Regions from separate parts of the Homo sapiens genome. Here region 2 is linked to region 1. Evidence: chromatin loops called from intact Hi-C (ENCODE). Cell type or tissue: A673. All regions are shown on one strand. Each heading gives the region's core, and the rest is flanking DNA. Links, peaks and the distances in the headings are about the cores only.

What was found. A loop is a pair of places that touch in the nucleus more often than their neighbours do. Peaks named below come from ENCODE experiments on the same cell type or tissue, not always from the same donor. Only the 100,000 strongest peaks of a DNase experiment are listed, where the experiment ranks them.
Region 2: a loop joins it to region 1, with 4 times the contacts of the local background. A loop is called at or near these places in 22 of 110 quality-filtered maps.

The regions. Positions count from the first base shown.
Region 1 is chr10:28,615,656-28,618,580 of GRCh38, reverse strand. WAC (WW domain containing adaptor with coiled-coil) reads right to left here. Exons shown (of 14, transcript NM_016628.5): 12 at 2,219-2,408; 13 at 797-924. Among named protein-coding and RNA genes, the nearest start is that of BAMBI, 60 kb to the left of the region's middle. In A673, for the core only: no CTCF peak of the experiment used is centred there; no DNase peak of the experiment used is centred there.
Region 2 is chr10:28,430,984-28,433,908 of GRCh38, reverse strand. LINC02652 (long intergenic non-protein coding RNA 2652) reads left to right here. Exons shown (of 3, transcript NR_134496.1): 3 at 802-901. Among named protein-coding and RNA genes, the nearest start is that of LINC02652, 63 kb to the left of the region's middle. RefSeq lists an enhancer at 1,493-1,602. In A673, for the core only: a CTCF peak has its summit at 1,586 (motif pointing left); a DNase peak (open chromatin) is centred at 1,558.

The sequences.
Region 1 (2,925 bases), core at 27-2,526:
TAATTTCCCAAAAGTCGAATGATGTAACAAGCCAAAATGAAGTTTGTTAGAACTACTTTCAGAGCAATCTGACTATAAGAACCCAAGTTGTTACTCAGAGAGTACCTCCAGATATTTTAGTAACTGTAAATAAACTTACTTTTTCAAGTTGTACTATAAACTCCATTTGGTATTTACTAAATATTTATGGTTTCTTGACAAGATTCAATCGACCTGTAACTCTGTGACTTGCACAGACAGGACATAAAGCCATTGCCAAGTTTGTCCTCAATTCTGTAATAGGCATTAAAAAATAATACCTATGCTATTATTATTGTGACCTAGATATTCTACTTGAGTGAAACACTAGATTAAGAAATACAAGACAAGAGTTCAGGTGAAAAATACTAAGACAGCAGATACACTAAACTTGCTAGACAAATTCTTTCTATACTTTTCAAGGGATCTATTGATGATGCAAGGACAAATAATCTGAAATTTCAATGGAAACACCCTCAGCAAGAGAGGACATTTATAATTAGTTGTGGTCAATATTTCATTTTTTCAGTAATATATTATTGCAGCTTATGGAGTTATGAGAAAAGTCTAATGAAGCATTCATCATGGGTTAAGAGAAAATCGACAGGCTTTATCCTTCACGAGAAATATTAACTTATGAAAATGCAGTGATAGAATGTGATCAATGTATCGAAGAGAACTTTACATTTCATAAATAAAATGTGATTTACATTCTTTAGTTCGATTTAAGAATCATAATCCTGAGAAACATAAAAATATATTTCAGTGAAAGACTTACCTTTGCTCTCGCAAAGTTGCTTGAATTTCACATACTCGGACTAAAGATCTTAAATTTTTTAATTCAGTACAAATTTCGGACATGTGAATAGTTCCCATGTTATGCGCTTCTTCGCGTAATCTTGATGCCTGTAATTAAAGAAATGAAGAAAACATAAAATATAAACATTAACATACACAAAATAAAACATTAAATTTCTGAGTACAATTTTATACTAGGATTAGAGAATAATCCTTTTCCCTTCAATACACAAAAATGCTGGTGAACCTAATGGGGAAAATTAATTTGTTTTAAGAAACTGTCTCTAAGGGTGGAAGGTACTTATTTTAATATTTCTCTTCTAAGTTGGAGAAAATAGGATTTCCAACCTGAAGCTAATACAGCACTAAGAAAGGACTCATAATTTGTGGTTAATAAAAGATGCTGGGTCAGCCAAAGAGATTGTCATTTCTGCAAGTTCAGGTATTAGATATTGATTCAAGAGCCTCACTATACTCCTCTATCGTAAGACACACAACATATTCTCTGTAAACTTTCGAACACCCCAGATGGTCAGTTATCTGATAAAAAGCAAGAGGCAAATGGCAGTAACTGGAATGTCCTAAGGTCTCTCATCCCAAAGCAAAAATGTTTCCTAACTTCCAGTTGCTAGTCTAGTGAGAGAGTCATAGAAAATTAAGTGGGGTTTTTTTTTGTTTTTTTGAGACAGAGTCTCACTGTGTCACCCAGGCTGGAGTACAGTGGTGCAATCTCGGCTCACTGCAACTTCTGCCTCCTGGGTTCACGTAATTCTGGTGCCTCAGGCTCCCGAGTAGCTGTAATTACAGGTGCATGCCACCATGCCTGGCTAATTTTTATACTTGTGGTTAGAGATGGGGTTTCACCATGTTGGTCAGACTGGTCTCGAACTCCTGGCTGGCCTCAAGTGATCCACCTGCCTTGGCCTCCCAAAGTGTTGGGATTACAGGTATGAGCCACTGCGCTTGGCCAGTAGATTAACAGTGCTAATGGAATCTGAAACTATCAGAGAAGCTGAGTGGAAAAAGTACACTGGCTTTGAGCCACATCACTGTTAACTGGGTGACCCTGGGATCAAGGTCTTATGCACTATTTGGTCTTAAGGACTTCAACTCTATCTACACTGCTTAGCTGTTTTAAGAAGTAGAGAAAATAAATATAAGGCATTAAGCACTGAGCTAACTGCTGAGTACTTGACAACAGTGCCTATAATTATGTTAAAATATTTTGTAAAACCAGAAAAGTTATCTTATATATCAAATATTTTTTAAATGACTACAAAGTTAGAGATTCATTATTTTAAATATTGCTTGAATTCAGTGGTCACATTAGATTCTCTAGAAGTTGATTAAATTCTGTTTTGCTAATCATCCAAAGGTAAAATCTAGGCTGTACATAACATACCTGCTTCTCTGCATGATCTGCAGGCCATCCTTGAACGTGTTTTATGAGATTTTCACTGAAGTGTGCTGCTAGTGCAGGCGTTAATGAACACGTGGATCGGGCAGAAGAATTCTGTGGTACAACTGTTGCATTTGATGCATTACTACTATTAGAAGTATGATTGGGACCAGGTGATGGACTTCTCTGGCTACTAGAAAACAGAATTGAATGTGTAGTATGTTTAAAAGTAGTTTCTGGGTATCCTTATCCTAGAAACTGCATGTTAATACCTTTTATTAACTTAAAGATATCCAAATTCCTAAGAAAAATTTGTTATTTTAATGTCAAATAAAGAGAATTAATAATCCAAAGTATATGATTCCTCAAAACACTTTAGGGGGAAAAAACCCTTTTAACACTACTGTCAGAGTCAAATGTAAACTACTCTCCAAATCTGAGAGCAGAACCTGTTAACTTTGTGTACCACAAACACTAATAATATAACTAAAAAAAGTCACATTTTAACAGCTGTAGATGCACATCTGAAGACTGCTCATACACATCTAGATAAGGGGAAAATATATATTGCCTTTGTTCAACGTCAGAACTGCTGAATCAGAGGGTGAAATAATGTGAAGCAAAATACAGACATTTTATTGGATAGCACTGAACAAGCACAGTGGCAAAACAAAACCAAAAAAATAACACTCTGAGATTCTTTATCTTCT
Region 2 (2,925 bases), core at 155-2,654, 180 kb after region 1:
CCTGTGGTCCCAGCTACTGGGGAGGCTGAGGTAGGAGAATCGCTTGAACCTGGGAGGCGAAGGTTGCAGGTGAGCTGAGATCACACCCCTGCACTCCAGTCTGGGTGACAGAGCAAGACTCTGTCTCAAAAAAAAAAAAAAAAAAAAAGAGTATACAAATAAAAGAAAAGGAAAAAAATGCTTGTTGTGGGGATGAAATAATTAATGCGGATAAAGCCTCTAGAATAGTGCTAGGGCATGTAACAAGCCATAACGATTCTGTCTATCCTTAGTGAAGTTTTAAGTTCTTTTTAAACTTTATTACAAACAATGCTACAATGAAGGTTTTATCACATCTTTTTGAACACTTTACTAGTGTTTTTACAGGACAGAAGTCAGAATGAGGGATCATGTAGGATGTTCACACAAAATTAGAATGGACATTGCCTAACTGCCTTCCAAAGTTGTACCCATTTACCCTCCAGCCAAGAGTGTACAAAATGGTTCATATTCCCAGACTTTTGCCCAAACTGGATTCTATCATTTTGAAAAAAGTCTGCCCATCTAATAACAACTGATCTTTGACACATTGAATTACAGTATAAAGAGGGCTTTACCCAAATGGCCCACAAGGCTACCTAACTGGGCAGAGGCCATACATACGTATTTTAAAATTGCAATAGAAAATTCTTTATTCAACATCGAGGCTTATAAAATTCTTATCTTTTCCTCCATAAGGCTTCTATGTGTCTTTATTCTGAACTAAGGGTATATGAAAATAAATTTTCCTTTCCTTGATTTCCTTCCTTTTAAATTCTGCAGATGCTGTGAAATACTTCAGTACTCAGGAGAAGTCACGTTCTGGTTGCTGCAAGCGTGTGATACCCTGTCATTAAAATAAGAAATAGATTGTTATCCTCTGCCCTCCTCTGTGCATATATATATGTGTGTATGTGTGTGTGTGTGTGTGTGTGTGTGTGTATAGATAGATTTTTTTCTTTTTTTTGAGACAGAGTCTCACTCTGTCATCCAGGCTGGAGTGCAGTGGTGCGATCATGGCTCACTGCAGCCTTAATCTCCTGGACTCAAGTGATCCTCCCACCACAGCCCCCCAGTAGCTGGGATTACAGGCACATGCCACCACACCTGGGGTAATAATTACACATATGATTATATATATATATATATATGTATTTTTTTTTTTTGTAGAGACTGGGTCTAGGTATGTTGCCCAGGCTGGTCTTGAACTCCTCAGTGCAAGGGATCCTCCCACCTCAGCCTCCCAAAATGCTAAGATTGCAGGTGTGAGCCACCAGGCCCCACCCTTTGTGCATTTTCTGAGACCTATCTTTCCAAAACTGGTCTCTAGGAGATGAGCAGGCAGGTTGTAAAGGATTTAGTCTCTATCACAGACCCAAATCGGAGAGAAACAACTTGGAAACGCCAGGGTTAAATCAAATTAGTGTTCAAGGCCATATTTCCGCTTTTTCATGTTCCTGAGTTCGGAATCCACATTTGGCCGCTGGGCAGTGGGAATTAAGGAAGTTCTCTGGGCTGCCCTGTCGGCTCCAGGGGTTTTATCTGCCATCTTGTTCGCCCTCTACTGGTGTTTCAAGAGAAGAACATGAATGGGAAGAATGGCTTTCTCTGACCCTGGGAGATTTTTTCTTGCTTATTTTCGTTCTGGGAAATCAAAATTCCAGTTGAATTCCGTAACTATAAAAATGTTAAGAGAAGACATGTGGGTTTCAATGGAATAGACTAATTTGAATTACCATAGGTTTTCGGAGATGGGGTATGGAGATAGGAAAAAACTCTGGCTTTACTTCTTTTTATATATGTCTTACTGTTTAGTTCTTCAACTATGCATTTTCTGGTATGTATAATGGTCCTAAATCATAAATTTAAAGAATAGAATGCATGTGAATCTATATCAATATCTATCTCTGTCTACATGAGCTATCTACATCTATTCATATAGCTGTATATATTCTGGAACCTTGCCAATCTGGGGAACTCAGAGCTGAAAGCATCCTAAGAGACTGAAAAAGAACACAGGGGTTGACACCTTCCACTTATAACCAGACCCCTCAATCCAACAAAATATAATCGAATGTTTTCAGAGCCCTAAAAGGCTTTTTTTTTTTTTTTAACTTGAGATGGAATCTTGCTCTGTCGCCCAGGCTGGAGTGCAGTGGTGTGCTCTTGGCTCACTGCAACCTCTGTCTCCCAGGTTCAAATGATCAAGCAATTCTCATGCCTCAGCCTCCCGAGTAGCTGGGATTACAGGCACGCAACACCATGCCTGGCTAATTTTTGTATTTGTAGTAGAGATAGAGTTTTGCCATGTTGGCCAGGCTGGTCTTGAACTCCTGACCTCAGGGGATCTGCCCTCCTCAGCCTCCCAAGGGATTACAGGCATGAGCCACTGCGCCCAGCCAAAAGGCTTTCTTTAATTTACAAGTTCTGTATAAGATCTATTCTAGGAAATTCTCAAAGCTTCTAGGCATTATAATGATAAAGATTCATTGAAGAGCCCATTATTTCAAGAGTTCTGGTTTGCATGTGAAGTGCATGCAAGACAGCAAACCCCACACAGGGAGGTGACGTCACACAGGGAGGTGAGGGCCCCAGTCACCAGCCTCCATTCTGAGCAGGTGGTGGTGTTTTTCTTAGTCTGGCATTCTTTACATCCCTCTGGTCAAAATAATTGGCAGATGAGCCAAACCTGGCCGCTTCTTCGCTGGGATTTTACGTTAATGCTGGAAGAGAGAAGCTGTCTGTTTTCTCTAGGGTAACACCTCTGGGTTATAAAGGTCTAAACCTGTCTGTGATACTCATCTATTCCCACCGACTTTATGGTGGACACCCAGGAGAGTGGACATGCAGAGAAGTAGACACAACTGAAATGTGTTTTGAGGTAGAATCTGCTGGAGGATTGAATTA